Regions from separate parts of the Mus musculus genome. Here region 1 is linked to region 2. Evidence: chromatin loops called from intact Hi-C (ENCODE). Cell type or tissue: left cerebral cortex. All regions are shown on one strand. Links, peaks and the distances in the headings refer to the core of each region. The heading gives the core; the rest is flanking DNA. Region 1 overlaps Gm13067 (a long non-coding RNA gene). Region 2 overlaps H6pd (hexose-6-phosphate dehydrogenase (glucose 1-dehydrogenase)).

What was found. A loop is a pair of places that touch in the nucleus more often than their neighbours do. Peaks named below come from ENCODE experiments on the same cell type or tissue, not always from the same donor. Only the 100,000 strongest peaks of a DNase experiment are listed, where the experiment ranks them.
Region 1: it touches region 2 in a loop (2.2-fold over the local background); 1 of 42 quality-filtered maps calls a loop at or near these places.

What each region holds. Positions count from the first base shown.
Region 1 is chr4:150,031,602-150,040,732 of GRCm38, reverse strand. Gm13067 (a long non-coding RNA gene) reads right to left here. Exons shown (of 7, transcript XR_390962.2): 4 at 5,425-8,662; 5 at 1,462-1,537. Among named protein-coding and RNA genes, the nearest start is that of Gm13067, 6.8 kb to the right of the region's middle. In left cerebral cortex, for the core only: CTCF peaks have their summits at 5,176 (motif pointing left) and 7,284 (motif pointing right); DNase peaks (open chromatin) are centred at 5,178 and 7,238; H3K4me3 peaks cover 732 bases; H3K27ac peaks cover 573 bases.
Region 2 is chr4:149,974,600-149,983,730 of GRCm38, reverse strand. It overlaps H6pd (hexose-6-phosphate dehydrogenase (glucose 1-dehydrogenase)), which reads left to right. Exons shown (of 5, transcript NM_001291004.1): 5 at 810-4,257. The coding sequence ends at 2,173. Among named protein-coding and RNA genes, the nearest start is that of H6pd, 24 kb to the left of the region's middle. In left cerebral cortex, for the core only: a CTCF peak has its summit at 3,591; DNase peaks (open chromatin) are centred at 3,627, 5,501 and 6,341; H3K4me3 peaks cover 675 bases; H3K27ac peaks cover 1,551 bases.

The DNA of each region.
Region 1 (9,131 bases), core at 800-8,799, 57 kb before region 2:
GAACCTCAGTTTTCTCATTTGTAATGTGAGCAATGGAAAACCTCACTCAGCCTTTTGTTCCACAATGTCTCGTCTTCCCTGAAGGGCAGCACACCTTGCCACAGGGGTAACCCTGGACACAGATCCTCCCTCCCTCCAGGGTCTCTGCATTGAGGAGAGAGTGATGGCCAGGGCAGCATAGTCAGCCAGTGACGGCCAGGGCAGCATAGTCACCCACATACATGCTCATTTATAAAGCCCACGTGTGGACATCAGAGGACTTGCAGAAGTCAGTTTTGTCCCTGAATCGTCTTGCTGGTCTCAGGTTTCCCTTTCCTTTCCACTTTGTTACATTTTGTTACATTGTTTTGTTTTGTTTGAGACAGGGCTTCTCTCTTTCGTTCTGACTGTCCTGCACCTGGAAATGTAGAACAGGCTGGGTCTGAACTCAATGAGATCCTCCTGCCTCTGCCTCCCAAGAGCCGGGACTAAAGGCCTATGCCACCCACCACGCTTAGCCTTCCTTTTCTTTTTGAGACATGATCTCACGTGGTCCAGGCTGCCCATGGGCTCACCGTGTAACTGAGGTTGACCTTAAACTTCTGATCCTCCCGACTTCCTGAGGGCCACTGTGCAGGTTTACTCAGTGCTGGGGGTGGAACCTTGTCAATCAAGCTGTATCCCACCCCCTCCCCCTCCAAGTGCTCATTTAAATGCACCAAAGGGACACAGAAGGGAAATAGTTCTCTTCTAATTTAAACACCAGTGCAGACACCTGATTTCTCATGTATGTACCCACGGGGGTCCATCCATCACGCAGGGAATGGAAGCGGGTCCACGCCAGGGGGACCTGAGATTGTTGTGCACATCCTGGCTTTGAAAACACCCTGGAGGGGGCTGGTGAGATGGCTCAGTGGGTAAGAGCACCCGACTGCTCTTCCGAAGGTCTGAAGTTCAAATCCCAGCAACCACATGGTGGCTCACAACCATCTGTAACAAGATCTGACTCCCTCTTCTGGAGTGTCTGAAGATAGCTACAGTGTACTTACATATAATAAAGAAATAAAAAAAAAAGAAAACACCCTGGAGTCGGGGTGGGAGGGAGATGTAGGGGCGCTAAGGATAGAAATCGGTTACCTACTAATCCGAGCTCAGCTGAAGACTGTCCACCCAAGGGGAATCTACTCTAAAGGACAGTAGAGGCCCAAAGAACGAGCCCGGGTAATAGTACAAGATCCCAAGATGGAGATACTGCCAACAGGAGACCCGAAGGGAAAACTCTCACAACCACTAAGGTCCCTCTGTCCTGCCTCTACTACCCTGTCCGTTGTGAGTCAGTGGCTGCAGAGTTCCCAGGGTGCAGGGAGCTGTAGGCTTGCCCCCACCTCCTCTTCTACAGGTAGAAAGAACACGTACTATGCTGTCAGAAAACTGCACTTTGAAAGCATCGGATCTCTGGCCAGAAGAGACAGGAACACTTACCCGGCTTCCGGCGGAAGCTGAGTCTCTCGCTGTAAAGGGACGTGTTGGGACAGAAGCCACTTAGAGTCACTGGAACCTAAAGAAGCAAAGAGGCAATCCAGTTAGGATGGTCAGTTAAAGCAGTTCTAAGGCCAGGTGCACATTGTGGTGACTGTCAGGGCTCCTAGGGACATACGTCTCCACTTCGCTTCCCAGGAGGAATGCCCTCCCCTCCTTTCTGTTAAGGGCTTGCAGTCCTGGGTCCCCAAAGGACACTGCACCTTAGCAATGACGGATGAATATGAACTGTCGTCTCCAACAGAAGTGTTAACTTTACAGAAGACCCGAGTTGGTTCAGAGGTGACACAGGTGTGGTTCTAGGGACACCGGGCTGAGCAGAGGCTCTCAGAAAGGATCAGCTGGGTTCCTTGTAAGCCAGTTGGCTGGCCCTGGGTGGCTGGTTGGTCAAGGACAGCAGGAACGTCCATCACAGACAAGCTCCGTGCTTTTTACAATTTTTATTTTTCCTGCAGATTAAGCCCGGGTCTTTCACATGGGAGTCAAATACTCTCTGGACTGAGTTATATCCCAGGCCCTTTTAAAGTTATTTTGTATTAATCTGAGATAGAAGCTCACTAAATTGCCCCGGTGACCTTGAACTTTTGGTCCTCCTGCTTCAGCCTCCGGAGTAGCTGGACTCACAGGCAAAGGCCCACTGCACCCAGCTCCGTTATTTAATTTTATCATGAGCTAGCCCATCTGACTCCTGTTGGGAAGAAAAGCCAAGTTTGTGTGTTCAGAAGAAGCTAGTCATGCCTCCTGTTAATGTGAAATAACCAAAAATTTCCTGGTATGGTATTACATACTTCAGAGGCAAAGGCAGGCAGATCTCTGTGAGTTCAAGACCAGCCTGGTCTACATAATGAGTTCCAGGCCAGGCAGGGCTGCATACTGTGACCCTGTCTTAGTCAAACAAACAAGCAAACAAACAAACAAAAAAATCCTATCATGGCGGCGGGGGTGGGGGGTAGGGGCATGACTAGCCTAGACTCTCAGAGACTTTAAATGGTCTGTTTACAAGATTTGGACTGCAGGACAAGCTGACCTCTGGATCACAAACAGGAGGGGGGAGTGCATTGAGGCCGCTGTCACATCTTAGGGGACTTAAGATGCCAGCTACAAACTAGTGTCAAAACAGCACTAGGGAAAAAAAAAAACAAGGATGATTTAAACATTGAAATGGAATGCTTTTCTCACACACTGCCCAAGTGTGGTGTAATTGTGCTATTCACTCGGAATGCTATAAAAACACCCCAAGCCTGGGAGAACCACTCCACCTGCAGCAGACAGCCCCGCAGCAAGATGCCCAAGAACACAAACCACAGAGATGGACACAGGAACTGTGCAAAGGAGCGGCTGACCCTGAGATTCCTGTCAGCCAGCAATTCTTCCTACCCAGGACTCAGACCAAGAAGGAAGAGTCAGGAGCTACCTGGAAGCTCTGTCATCCAGAGACTCCTGTGCCCTGATTTTTTGTTCTTCTCCCATGAGAAGTGCAATGCTATGGATTCGTCCCTGCCTTCCTTGAGTGGGGGATCAACCCCCGAGCCTTGAGTGAGCTAGGCAAGCAGTAGTCCACTGAGCTGGCTTTTGATCTGTTTGTTTTACTCTTTTGCAAGAGTCTCACTATGCAGCTCATGATTGCCTTGAGCTTCTCTGGAAGACCAGGTCAGTCTCAGACTCCCACCAGGCATGATGGTTCAGGCCTGTAATCCTTGCTGCTCAGCCTAGGATGTGGAGGTCATAAAAGACCTTCCATTATCCTCTTGCATCCATCTCTCAAATGCTAGGACTACAGGAAGGGCTCACCAACTTCTGTACACCCGGGTTGACCTGAGAACTTGTGCATACCAGAGAAACATTGTATCCACTGAGCTACATCTCCAGCCTTCCTCCCTACATTGACTTAAACATTTTCTGACATGTATTTACTGATGAATTTATTTGGTGTGAGTGTGGGGGCGCTGTTGTGCTGTGTGGGGGGTGAGGGGACAGTTTGTGGGAGTCCATTCTCTTCCACTATGTGGATCTTGGAGATTAGACTCAGGTCACCAGACAAGCATCTTTGCCCACCGAGCCACCAACACCCTTCCTGTTGACTTCTAAAGGCATGGAGACCTTGCTTTCCAAACCTCCTCTCATGATCTCTCAATGGTGGACAGTCCATCAATTATTCTTTCTTTAGTCTCTTCTTTATTTAGTCCTAGGGATTGAACCCAAGGCCTTGGACATGCTGGGCAAGTGTTCTAATACAGAAATGGAACCTCAGCTCCCAGTAAATTCTTTGTGTTAAACTGGGTTGTTAAGAGGGTTCAGTTGAGTGTTTGTGGCTCATACCTGTAGTTCCAGCACTCAGGAGGCACTCTTTCTAAATCAGGAGGATTGCTTTGAGTTCAAAGCCAGGCAGCCGGTGTTATAGTATGAAACCCTGCCTCAAAGGGAGGGGTCAGGGGTGTGATATGGGGGGGGGGTGTTCTTCTCTGTGGAAGATGTAATGATTTTGCATCGTTAGTGAGTCAAACAGGGCCAGGGAGCTGGCCTAAGTGCTTGCCACCAAACCTGACTACTTGAGTTTAATCCCCAGAACCCACTGGATAGAAGACCAGAACTGACTCCTGCCTTTTATCTTCTGATTTCTGTGCTTGTGTATCCCCAAGACACTCAAAGAATGAATGAAAATAAGGTTTAAAGCAAGTCAAAATAAAAAGAAAAAAAAAACTTTTGTTTGCTTATTGGTCCCATTGAAGGTGGCTCTGGCTAAGTTTCTTGGTTGCTTCTCGGTAACCCTGTCAAGGTCACCTAGATCTCAGCAGGGGTCTGGCAGCTCTACCGATCTGCAGTACACTCAGGCTGGTAGAATACAGACTTCCACTTTGACCTAAAGCGGAAGTGACCAAGACAGGACCATCCAACACAGACATTAGAGTCTCTAAAGAGTGTTTTATCACAGAGAAGCAAGACAATCTGATTTAAGCAAATGGGCCGATTTCTAGAGGAGTGCAGTAGTTCACCTCTGTACAGCTGAAGGTCATCAAGGCGCGTTGATGACAAGAAACCATTTGAGAAGAAACAGGGACCTCTCTGGATACAAAAGTGAACTGAGATGCCTAACAGATACTGCCACAGATGGAAATATCTTTCAATTCTTGAGGGAGAGGTTGACAGGATAAGAATGACACCAAAGCTGTGGCTGGTTGCTGTCCACGTCTGTGCTTGTCTTTTGGTGATATTCAGCAAGCATGGGTTGGACAGAGCCCCTTGAAAAAAGGGGTTTGTGAGGGGGGAAGAAAATCAGCAGAGGCCGAGTTCAGGACCTACTTTGGCCACCCTATAGAATGATAGACCTTCCTTGGGAATATTTCTGGTAATCGCTGGTGCATAAATGACATGTCATATCGGCTCTAAGAAATGAGAACCGCGGTGAAATTCCCACAAATACACCACACTGCACTGCAAAAATAAGATGAGGGTGGATTCAGGAGGTGACACCGGTACCAAACCGCCCCAGACATTCCTAAGCAAACTTATTAGTTGAAAGAAAAAAATTGAAAAACTATTGCTTGCCTCAATTCACCGGACCATGGAAAACTGAAAAGCCCTTTCTTGGAAACAGGCTTGCCAGACTGAGCGCCGGCTCCATTTCCTTACCGTGTCCTTGGGAGCCACCTGCTGGACAATGTCTGAATTACAGCGCCAATAACCAGACAGCGAGCCGCCAGACCCAAGTGGCCCTGATTTTCCAGAATTGCAGAGGAGGAACTATAAAAGCAGCAGAATGGCTTCTCCCCTTGGCAAGTTGCCCAGTGACAGTTGTAAACCAGGGGTGCTGCAGAGGCGCTCAAAGGGAGTGAAGCAGAATTGTCTCGTATTCACCTGGCTTTGCTCATGGTCCCTGTGTCCCCTCCAGATCCCCAGTTTCTTTACCTTGTCCTATAGCACCATCGGGGCACCTGGTGGGTCCAGCGCTGATGATCTCATCATTACTCCATATGGCAGGCTGAAACCTGTCCTAGGGGATCCCAGGTCAGCCCTGAGCCTTCCATGTCCTTGGGAAAGTCAGCTCTCCTCCGGATCTCACTTTCTTCAGCTCCAAGCACAGCTCAGGGGTTGGATGGATAATTTCCAGTTCTGGCTTAGTCTAGAGTGTCTGCGAAGTCACTGTGCTTTGGGCTTCAGGGTTAAAGTTTAAGTGTGTAAAAGGAATGACAAAGCTTGATCCTTTGTCAGATCTGCAGAAGACAGACAGTGGGGCTGCTGCTTACCACAGACACGATGGAGTGCTGCAGGCCCGGGATCCCATGAGCAACTTAGTATCTTTCCCTGTGACCCCTGCCTTTGCCTGACTTCCAGAGTCTGGGCGCTGCCTCTTCACAGGGTAACCTCAATCAGCATGCAATTGCCAGATGGAGGCCAAACTCTGGTAGCTGTCAACTCTCCCTTGTACCCGAGTCCCTGGAGTGACCACTTGGTTCTGCCTGAAGGGTGAAGCACTTCTGGAGAGCCACCTCACCCTGCGTCCTTGGCAGGGAGACACAGCCGCAATGCTGTCCTGTCCTGGGCTGAACAAGAGAGTTCCCGGTGTCAGTTCTGGGACAGCCACAGGCCTAAACAGTTCCTAAAACTGATTACATCAGCACAGAAACACCAGGGTCTGCTGGCCCCGTTACTCTGGCTATCTCAGTATCTTCTCGCCAACTTCCCTCCTCCCTCTTCCCAGCACAATGCAGGCCTCAAGGGCGACCTGTGAGGAGAAGACCCTCAACCCAAAGCAGGAAAATGCGGGCATGGGGACAATATGTTTTCCAGCATGAAGTTCAGGGTCCGGAACAGTGAGCAGCCCCAGCCTCTGGAGTGTCTCACAACTGTGAGCAAGCCTACAACAGTCAGCTCGAGGGTGTGCAGCATGCTGTGACTTCCCACTTTGCCCGGGAGACCAGGAACGGGCTCCTGGGTGACAATTTCAAGCTATTGCCTGAATAAAGTCTTTCCCTACCAACAACGGGGGAGAGGATGCTTCCTGGACCCCCGAGGCTTCCCTCTCTGTTTCCAGGCCTTGCTTCCTGCCACGAAAACCCATTTCTTCACCCAAGAGGGCCACCAGCAGCTATGGACCCCACCCACATTCACTGGATTGCTTTCCCTCTGCAGAGGAAGCTGGACATCACATCCAACTTCAACCTTCTGCCAATGGACTACACGCTGCGGGGCGCACGAACCTCTCCCCACCACTTCCAAGCCGTTCTTGTCACAGACTGCCCCAGAAATGCCAAAGGAGAACATTCAAGAATAGGATCCCAGTAGGTCCCTGCCTCTCACCTATCAGATGCCTGAGTTGGAAACCCCATCCTTACCCCGAAACAAGAAGGCAGCCTTGTCTTCCAAGCTGCAGTCTCAGAGCGGAAGATCCAAAGCTGGTGCCCGGACACAGGTTCTCCGGTCTGGTCCCAAGCCCTCCTAACCCTTCTGAGGGTCTGTCTTGTTCTCCACTGGAGTTTCCTCAAAGCATGCCCCACACTTGGGTGTGCAGTCTCAGAGCAGCTGTGGAAATGGTCGGTCCGAGGATGCGCAACGCCACTGGAGTTAACAGCCACCAGGCGCAGAACTGCTCATTTATCATCCTCCAGTCGCCGGGGAGGGTTGCCTCCTGCCCCCAGCCCTCGACTCCAGTGAAGTATTGTCTTCCAGAAAAGGTGGTCTAAATAAAGCCAGGGACTCACTCGCTGCACCAATCAGCGCCGCCGTCCGGTCGGGTCTACCCGGCGCGGGCTACGCGCAGCCACCAGGAGGTGGCCGTCGGGACGCGGGTGCGGGCAGAGCACTGCGCCCGCCCTGAGCAGTGGTGCAGGGTCTCTGCATCGCCGCCGCTGCTGCAGCCCCGCAGCCGTCAGCACTGCTGACTTGGCCCAGGAGGGGAGGGCGGGGGTGGGGGGAGGAGGGCCTGCAGCAGTCTGGGCTCCAACTGCCCCTGCGCAAGGAGCCTGAGAGAATCTAGCTTCAAGGGCTTGGCTGGCCAAGGCTAGGGTAGAAGAGCTGGAGAAAAGGACCCTGAGTCAGCGCTGGTGCAGTTGAGGCGTCCCAGGAGCCAGTGCACAGGATGGATGGCTCCCTCTGCCCTGGGACCAGAGCATACAGGCTTCAGCATCTTACTGCACCCCCCTTCTGATTCAGGGAAACTGTGCTAGCCTCATTTCCCCTCATTAGCGTTGCTGTACTATAATTCACTACTCTGAGCACTCTGGATGATGGAGAGAGAGAGAGAGAGAGAGAGAGAGAGAGAGAGAGAGCTTTCTAGGTCTATGGTCTACTCAGAGTCATGTAAGTCTCCACCTAGAACTCGGGGTGAAGCACAAGGCCATGCACGAGATTTGAGGCATCCCCCAAGCCCGGCTGAATCTTGTAGGGGTCACTGGAAGATGTGGAGGTTACCACCACCTGCCCTGGATTTTCTGTCTGAGACACCTTGGAGACTCGAGCTCTCCCAACCCATCTGCCCTCTCAGCAGCGGCTCCCTGTCCTGCTACTGAGAGATAAAGGTGTCTAAGGATGCTAAGGTCCAGCAGTCCCCATCCCTGTTTCTCTCTGAAGCCGCTGTGCTAGCTTGCCATATCATCCCCTCAAACCAAGTTGGTGTGGTCACTTTGGCCCTGACAATGCCCGTCTAAGGCAAGAATCTCTTGCAGTGAGATGCTTAGGGAAGCTAGGTGTCTGGCCTATTGTTCATTTCACACTGGCAGTATGAACTATTACTTTGACAAGCCTTAGCAGTATGAGAATGCTGGGCACCTGCTTCCTCTCAGAACTTCCTGTACCATCTGATGTCCCTTTAGGTGGCCAGTGGACCCCTGATGGCATTTGCTCTGCAGCTGATACTTGCAGGCTTCTCCCTTGGCTAATTACCCATAGTACTGGTTTGTCATCCCTGCCTCGGGAGGGACAGACTGGAGAACCTTTTGCCTAGGCACACCTGCCTCATTCTTTTGTCCTCCCCCAGGTTGGGGAGGTCACAGAGATGTCCATCTCAGGGATGGGGGAGAATGGTCAGTCCAGAGCCAGATGACACGCCCTAGTAGCTTCTGGGCTTGTGGGGCAGAGCTGGGGCGAGCTAGAATCAGGCCTAGTGATGTCCAAGTCAGGTCCATCTTAGGCACCATGGGACAATGATCTAAAAAAAAAAAAAAAAAAAAAAAAGACAAAACTCATGTGTTGGGGATTCTAATGACATGTTCAGGTACACTGGGCTGGCTCAAAAACAATTGTACCCCAAAATTAAAGTTGTTGATTAATCAAAGACAGTTTTGGATATACAGGGAATGCATTTTGCAAAATGAGCTAAGGGCAGTCTGGTCAGCAGGGATAAAGAGGTGTGTGTGCAAAGCCCATAGGGGGTTTACGTTCAACCCCTGGTGCTTTTCCAGGTGAGGTAAGTATGCGGTCCAACACCCCATAAAATATTTATCTAGAGGTGCACATTTCCCTGAAGATCGTAGTGTGCTGTGTGAGCTGGGTGCCCGGCAGCAGCAGCCCCCTGGGGAGTGCAGACCCAGAACACCCCACAGGCACCCGTGGAGGTCACTTCCCTCTATCAGCTCAGCAGTTAACACGGATTGCTGTTTCAGAGGCTGCCCGGGGAA
Region 2 (9,131 bases), core at 516-8,515:
GGACTCGGATAGGAACCACCTTCGTGGTGGGCTGTGTTTGTCACTTCTATGATGAGGCACAGAGTTCTACCCAGCCACAGCCAAGGAATGGTCCTGTGGAGAGACACCACATTGGCCATCAGATACCTGCTAGAGCTACCTGGAAGGTCCCAGGAGGATTTAGGGAGAATGGCTGGCTGTTAGAAGGCAGAGACAGGGCATGGCCATCTAGAGTCCATTTGATGTGGCAGACAGTGTATGTGCCTCACCTTAGTCCCAACACACCCACAAGGCAAGTATAGTCATTGTCCTTGTATGTGAAGGCACAGAGGCAAGGCTTGACTCTGTGTGTCATGGCTCCTATGACTGTTGCCTAAACACACGTGCACATGTTACCCCACCCCACGGACTACTTCATCTCCTCCCCACCCACCTGGTCTCCCCTCATGCTTGCCCTTGTTTTGGCATCCTGGGGGCTTCACACCAAGAGAACTGCCCTTCCTCAGGACAGTGCCCTTACCCATCAAGGCCCAACATGCCTCCCACCACTTCTGCCCCACCACAGAACTTCCCATGGCAGGCAGGCAGGCAGGCACCCAGCCTGGTTAGACCAGAGGGTCTCGGAGGGACCTCAGAGTGCTGGTGTTCTGCTGTAGAATTAGCCCCACAAGCTGTTTCCAGCCCTGCCTGAGAAGAGGCAGGGAACGCTGAAGGCAAAGCAAGACAGGGCTTGCTCGGCAGGGCTGCCAGGTGCAAGGTGGGCTGCAAAGCTCACTCTCAGGCTGTGATGTCACTCTCAGGCTGTGATGTCTGCTCTTTCCCCACCTCAGGTGTCCTTGTCCACATCGACAACCTGCGCTGGGAGGGTGTCCCTTTCATCCTGATGTCTGGCAAGGCCTTGGATGAGAGAGTGGGCTATGTTCGGATTGTGTTTAAGAATCGGGCGTACTGCACCCAGAGCGAGAGACACTGGGTGCCGGAGCAGAGCCGGTGCCTGCCCCAGCAGATTATCTTCTACATTGGACACGGTGAGCTGGGCCACCCTGCCATTCTGGTCAGCCGGAACCTGTTCAAACCCTCACTACCCACTCAGAAGTGGAAGGAGGTGCAGGACCAGCCTGGGCTCCGCCTGTTCGGCCGTCCTCTGTCTGATTACTACGCCTACAGGCCTGTGCGGGAGCAAGACGCCTACTCCACCCTCCTGTCGCACATCTTCCACTGCCGAAAGGAGTCCTTCATCACCACAGAGAACCTCTTGGCCTCCTGGGTCTTCTGGACCCCGTTACTGGACAGCCTGGCCTTTGAAGTTCCACGCCCATACCCAGGGGGAGCCGAGAATGGCCAGCTGCTGGACTTTGAGTTTAGCGGTGGTCAGCTGACCTTCTCCCAGCAGCAGCTGGAGGTGCTGATACCAGATCTAGGCTCAGTCCCAAAGCCCAGTGACTTCCAGGTCCTCGGGGCCCGGTATAGACAGAGCCCACTGATTACCGCCTGGCCAGAGGAGCTGATCTCTAAGCTGGCCAGTGACATTGAAGCCGCCGCGGTGCAGGCAGTACGGCACTTCGGCAAGTTCCACCTGGCACTGTCAGGTGGTTCGAGCCCCATAGCTCTCTTCCAGCAGCTGGCCACAGGACATTACAGCTTCCCCTGGGCCCACACACACCTCTGGCTGGTTGATGAGCGTTGTGTCCCTCTCTCAGATCCAGACTCCAACTTCCAGGGCCTGCAGGCTCACCTGCTACAGCACGTCAGGGTACCCTACTACAACATCCACCCGATGCCAGTGCACCTGCACCAGCGGCTCTGTGCCGAGGAGGACCAGGGAGCTCAGACCTATGCCAGTGAGATCTCAGCCCTGGTGGCCAACAGCAGCTTCGACCTGGTGCTCCTGGGCATGGGCACCGACGGGCACACAGCTTCTCTGTTCCCACAGTCCCCCACAGGCCTGGATGGTGATCAGCTGGTGGTGCTGACGGAGAGCCCGTTCAGGCCACACCAACGCATGAGCCTCAGCCTGCCCCTCATCAACCGAGCCAAGAAGGTAGCTGTCCTGGTCATGGGCAGGACAAAACGTGAGATCACAACGTTGGTGAGCCGCGTGGGCCATGAACCCAAGAAGTGGCCCATCTCAGGTGTGGTGCCTCTTTCTGGGCAGCTGGTTTGGTACATGGATTACGAGGCCTTTCTGGGATGACAGTACCATCCTGGTCTTAGTCACTCTCAGCCTTCCTCTTTAGCTGCCCACTGTGCCTCAGCTGTGTGGAGCCTGGTACCAGAGTCAGGCCCCAGAGAAGGGAGGACAAAACTCTGTGCCGACTTCCTGGACCCACTGGTTCTCGGGAATTTCGGTGCCTGCACATGGAAACAAGGTAGAGCTCTGGCCTCAAAACCCAGATAGGAGAGGGACTAAGGCCTCCAGCAGTTACACACCAGTAGCTACAACACACAGTAAGACTGGGCGAAGGCTCCACGCTAAAGAACCAAAGTGGCCTGCCAAGACTGGCCTGCGATCTTCAAACTGGTTTCTGTGGAAAGAGGGGCCAGTGTTGATGGGGAGCAGGGTGCAGAGACTCCTGGTGAATGTCTTGCTCTGAGCCAGGCCAGCAGAGTAGACACAATCCTGAGCCTGCACCGGGCGCCTTGCCTCTTCTGGTATCCCATCATCCCTCTGTGCACCTAGCTGAGATCCAGCGCTCCTCCGGGCAGCTTCTGTCTACTCTGGGAGGACACCCACTGTCCTCAGTATTCCCCATTACCCCTCAGCCTCTCCCTCTCTACAGACACAGACACTGCCACGTCAGAAGTTCCCCCAGATCTAGAGACCGGGGCTCCCTTTCCCACTAAGAACTGTTATGCTGTCATTGGGCTGTCGGGCATCTCTGATCTATCTAGACGGGAGGGCTCTGTCTGCTCCTGGGTCGGGGGTGACTCCAGATCACAGCCTCTTTCTAGGGCTTATGTGGCCAATTGCCAGCATCAGGGCAGACTGCAGCTAGCCCTCCTCACACTACCTCTCTCTGGCTTCAAGTCTGGCAGCAGCCCCTCCTCTGCCGGGCATCTCCACCATTCTTACTGACGAACCTGGTACCACTGGGAACACTACAGGCAGCTCCTAACTTCAGTCCCCTCCAGGGCCAACAACATAAACATTTCAGGGCACATACAGTTTTCATTTAGGCCTCCTGCTGAGTCATGTGAACAAGGGAAGGCCCAGAAGGGTTAGGATGGCCCGTCCTCACAGTTACCTATGTGTCAGTCACAGAGTCTCCGTGTCTTTCAGAATTTTCCCATAGAGAGGTTTCCTGTGATGAGGAGCGTCAGGAAATCTGTTTCTCTCCTTTTATTTGATTGTACTTTCTCCCAGACAGCACATGGAAAAGAATTCTTGCTTTCACTAGAGATGTGTGCATAGAGTGTAGCCTGAGCTGAGGGCTCTGTATGAAAGGCACTCTTGTTGAAATTCTGCTTACTCTGACCTCCAGTGACCCAGACTGACAGAACACCTCTATTCCTTGGCAGAAAAGAGGAACGCCCTGGGGTCCTTTCCTGGCCTGCTTTGCTCAGGCTTGGATGCAGGTAGTCGCAGGTGAAGTTCCACCTTTAGCCATGTGGGGGAGCCCACGTGCCACCACTCACATTCCACCCAGGAGGCGGGTTTTAGTGCCAAACGTCTTTTCTTCGCTTTTCTTGCTCACTGCCTCTCAGGCGTCTTAGCCCAGTGCGTTTTCATCAGTTCTTAGGGACTCGGCCTTCTGCAGTTGCAACATCAGAGAGCAAGGGGCCTTGCATGCCTCAGGAGAGAGGGTGCCCAGGCTCTGTGTCACCATTCTGAATAACGGTGAGTCACTGCCCAGCCTGAGCCTAGAATGTCCCGTTCTTATCCAGATGAATGACTCGCCTCTGTCTGTGGGGAGTCTCTGCACAGGGGAGGCCAGTGTGGGGGAAATACCAAAGATCTCCTTTCCGGAAGCAAGCACAAATAAAATTTCATTGGAAAGGTTGGTGGGGGACATTGTCTGTGTTCTCTGGCATGCACCTGTGTGTGCCCTTTCCCTTTCTGCCCCGGGTTAGGAAGGAGTGATGTTCAGAGCCAGGACCACGGAAGATGCTGCTCTTCAGACTTTCTGAACCATCATCCACAGCCAGCAGGGCTTTACCAATCAGTCACATCTGTGTACGAATCTGTCTCAGGAAGGAGCTCTCAGCCTTAAGACCTGGGATACCCTCTATTTTTTTAAAAATTTTCATTAAAAAATTGTTGCTTGCAAACCACTTAACATTGAGTTGATAAACAGTGTGACGAATACAGCCTTTGCCAGCCTCCTGCCTGTCTGGAAGTGGGGATCTGAGGCTGGGAAGACAGGACAAGGTGTCCAGGTTCCTGGGGAAGGGAAGAGGGACATGTGGTCACTGTGTCTGGGACACAGCCTTCCCTCCCTGGATTCACTTCTGGCTCCCTTAGGGTCCCTGTAGCTGTGGCTTAGCACTGGCCTGCAGGCCGTAACCCTGGGCTGGCTCTGACCCCGCCTGGGATCTTCTAACTGCACCCTGCTCACTCCCTGTTGAAACAATGGAAGCAAAAGTCTGCACCTTGCCTGGTGGCTCTGTGGTCTCCCCACTGATGGGCAGATGCTAAATGCTATGCACAGGCACACCTTGTCCTGCCAATAGCCCAGTGTGCCACGTGGCAGGGCCTTAGTGACTGAAGATTTGAAACTGGGAAAATGTCCAGTGTTGTCCAGAAACTGTATGTTAGATTCTAGAAGCCATGCCAGCACCCTGTGGGGCCTGTTCCTTTCCAGGGGACCCATGAAGGGCTCACATGGCTGAGTCAGGTTCCTTGGGTAGGCCTGTGAGTCCACTATGGGAAGGACACAGGGGCATACAAATGGCAGAAGTTGTCCTCCTTGGGGCGACATGCCAGTTAGCATCTCCAGGCTAGATCCTGATTTCTAATTCCAGGCAAATGTTCCTGGTAACTGCACTTTAAGTAGTCCCATCTTGTTAATTTCTTGCTTCTTCTTCTTTTTTTTTTTAAATGATTTTAAAATTTTTATGTGCATGTTTGCCTGCCTATGTGTCTGTGTGAGGGTATCAGATGCCCTGGAACTGGAGTTACAGACAGTTGTGAGCTGCCATGTGGGTGCTGGGAATTGAACCCAGGTCCTCTGGAAGAGCAGCCAGTGCTCTTAACCACAGAGCCAGCTCTCCAGCCCCAATTTCCGGCTTACTATTGCTCTGGAGAAAATACTCTCTTCTCACTTTTGCTCCCCAAATTAGTGGAATCAGAGCTGCCTTCCACTTGGACTGATATCTTAGCGCTCTCCCAGGAGGGCCTCCTCCGCAGCCTGACAGGCCTTGAGCTCCCCCATGCTCTTTTGCCTTCTTTCTCTGACTCTGACAGAGAGTCGGGGGTGTGCCATGCAAAAGGGAATGAAGAAGCCTCCAGAAAACCCTCATGGGGTTACTTCTTAGAGCTTAATTTCCAGGAACCTTTTTTGGATTTTGTCTCCCGCGGAGTGTGCGAGCCCCTCAGAGCAGCTCTGCAGCAGATCCGCAGCTGCGTTTTCATCTTAGACAGCTGGCACCCCTGCAGGCCTCCGCTCACTACTAGAAAAATCACCTGGCAACATTCCAGGGAATGAGTCGTGGGTGGGGAAAGGAGAGCAGTACTGGTCAGCCCCTGCCTGCTCTGGGAATGACTGTCCAGGGGAGGGCTGCTGTCCCCAGGGGTCACAGGCTGCACAGGTCATGAGACTGCGAGCTGAACTGGAGAAAACAGGCCCATTTATCTGCCTTCTGCTCTCTTCTCCCCCAGCTCCCTGCCCTCCACAGTTCTGTACCAGCGTCTCAGCCCCCAAGGTCGTGCTGTGGCCCGGGACCTTGGTACTTGGCTCGTAGATTGGTTTGGCAGCTTATCCAGTGGGGGAAGATGGCGGGCAGGAGTTAGAACCCAACCTGAACTGGCAGTGAGTTGGGAGGCTCTGCGCTGTTCTGCCTGGGCTCATTTTAACTGTAGTATTTGGGGGTACCCGGCTGAAGATGAGATTCGTTCCTGGCACAGCCCTGCCTAAGCGTACCTTGAGCCCGTCAGCAGCCACAGTAGCTTAGCTGCGCAGTCTGCAGGTGCAGGAGAGTCAGCTCATACCTCATGCTGCATCCCATGTGGAGCAGAACTGGCCTCCAGGCATCAAAGGATTTCTTGCAAGGGTTTGGCCCCTGGAAGGGAGCAGGCATCAAACCAGAACATGTTCCTGGAAGATGCACGGGGCAGATGTCTTCCAGGAACATCGAATCCTGCCTTCTGCAAGCTCCTCACACCCACTGTAGGCTCCTCACACCTAGAGGTGGGTGTGAGGAACCCCAAGGATCTTTCAGCTTCTAGCTGAGCAAGGTGTCAATTCACCACTTCTGTCACAAGCACAAGACAGCCTGCCAAGGGATCCGAAGAGACTTCACTGTGATCTAGCAAGCCATGTGGGTAGTGATGGCTTGGATGTTTTGTACCTCCGGCCGATCAAGGTTGGGAGTATATTTATTTGCAGGTCCCAGAGGATGTCCACGTCTCTGTGTGACCATGGACAGGACCTCTGAATAATGACCCCTGTGTTCATTCTTTGACCTCAAGGGTGAGTTTGTTAAAGTCCTACGTTGCTTTGATGGCTTGGTGTTTTAAACGAACTCTATGCATCTTTTTCTGTCCCTTTCTATTGAGTGGCAATGTTTGTATTTGCTAGATGCTGTTGAGACAATTTGAACAGCCGAGAGTTTGCACCGAGAGTGTGGGTGTACACGGACACCACATGTGTCAGGATGCAGGTGTACATAGACACGGTGTTTGTCAGGGTGGTCCTTGGCCTCACAGAGGTCTGGAGGAGCTGTTTATTGTTGCGTTTTGTAAAAAGAGAAACCAGAGATATGTTTGGTGGGGACGAGGTATGGTGTGGGGGAAGGGGTGCCTCTGTGGGCCTGTGCTGAGGCATCCCTTCCCCTTGAGGTACCAGCCACACGACATAGGTATAGTATAGAGGAGAGTTTATTTAGGTCATGAGGGGGGGGTTGAGGGAGTAGAGACAGAGAAAGGCAGAGAGAGAAAGAGAGAGAGAGAGAGAGAGAGAGAGAGAAGAAGAAGAAGAAGAAGAAGAAGAAGAAGAAGAAGAAGAAGAAGAAGAAGAAGAAGGAGGAGGAGGAGGAGGAGGAGGAGGAGGAGGAGGAGGAGGAGGAGGAGGAGGAAGAAGAGGAGGAGAAGGAGGAGGAGAAGCCAGCCATGAGTACCTGGAGAGAGAGGGCGAGGGGAATGGGGAGAGAGGGAGAAGAGAAGAGAAGAGAAGAGGGTAAGGGAACAGGAGCAAGACTAGGAGAGGAGAGGGGAGGAGAGGAGAGGGGAGGGTAGAGGAGAGGAGAGGAGAGAAGAGAAGAGGAGAAAGGAAGAGAAGAGAGGAGAGGAGAAGAGAGAAGAGGAGAGGAGAAGAGAGAAGAGGAGAGGAGAAGAGAGAAGAGGAGAGGAGAAGAGAAGAAGAGAAAAGAGAAGAGAAGAGAAGAGGAGGAGAAGAAGAGAAGAGAAGAGAAGAGAAGAGAAGAGAAGAGAAGAGAAGAGAAGAGAAGAGAAGAGAAGAGAGCAAGAGAGAGAGGAGGGGACAAGCAGCCCCTTTTACAGTGAGTCAGGCATGCCTGGCTGTTGCTAGGTAACTGTGGGGCGGAGCCTAGACGAAATGCCAACAGTTATGATGCATTATGGGATTATAGCTCAACTGATGGCGCACATGCCTCATGTCCACAAAGCCCTGGGTTGCATTCCCAGTGTCTCATAAACAGGGAACGGTGGCACACACCTGTCATTGCAGCACGTGGGAGTTCAAGGTCTTCAGCTAATATCAAGCCAACCTAAGGTAGATGAGACCCCCTGGGGTTTTTTTTTGTTGTTTTGTTTTGTTGTTTTTTGTTTTTTTTAAAAACCAACCACTGTGAGTACAGAAGGTAAGGACCAGGCTAGCTGGGCATGAGGAAACCCACCCTGTTTCTCTCTTATCTCTGGGTCTGGCACTGTTAGCTCTTCCTTGATCTGTCCACTTGGGAGAGCGAGGCTAAGTGAACTTCAGTAGCCAGCAGGGCTACTTCTGCCTGCCCATGCCTGAGTGAGGGTGGCTGAGTCGCCATCAACTCCTCAGTCTCTGTGACACACTAGAGAAAAACAGAGAAGGAAGGATTTATTTTGGCCCATGATTCATTTTAGCCCAAGGTCACCTGACTGTGTTGTTTGTGGGCCAGAACTGAGGCAGATCGTCAGTGCAGGAGCATGGTGACCCGGAAGTGGGATAAAACAGGTGGGGAAGGAGCAAGGGACGAAACGTGTCCTTCAAAACCACTGCTGACAGGGACCAGGCTTTCTCCAGTGAAGGCTGACCTCCTTTCGTCACCTCTGATACAGTCTCCCATTACGAAACCAGCAAGGGATTAATGTGGCAGTGACCTTCAGCACCTTCAGAGCCCACCAGCTGGCAACCCAGTCCCTGAGGCAGGAGTCTGCAGACAGATTTCCATCCAAACCATCACAGAGTGGGCAAGCTGGAACGGTGCTGAGGGTCTGGGTCGGGGTGACGAGATAGGTGGCGACCAGCATGACCTTAAACCTACCTCTGCCTCCTGAGTGCAGGCTGGGGTTAAACCTCCCCTGACCTTGTGGAACTGTCTCAGAGAATAAAGTATGTTCAGAGACCATTTATGGTTTTTGTATGTCAAATATAACATCTGGCTTTTTTTTTTAAAGCAATAAACTTGTTTACTTGCCAAAATCCAAGTTTCTTCCTTTGGGAGATGAAGTAGAACGGCTTGTGAGTCTGGCTAGTGTGGTCAGGGGAGGAACATGGAGCAAAAAGGACCTGCTGGGTCCTGCTGGTTTGTACCTGTCAACTTGACACAGGCTAGCGTCACCTGAGAGGAGGGTGGTCCTCTTCTGGCTCTCTAGGGCACACACACACACACACACACACACACACACACACACACACACACACAGAGACACACACACACTCCCACACCCACACACACTCATACACATAGGCATACACAGGCGCACACACAAACACACAGACACACACATGTTCATATACAATAAAATTATTTTTAATGTTATTATTTTGGAAATCAGAAAT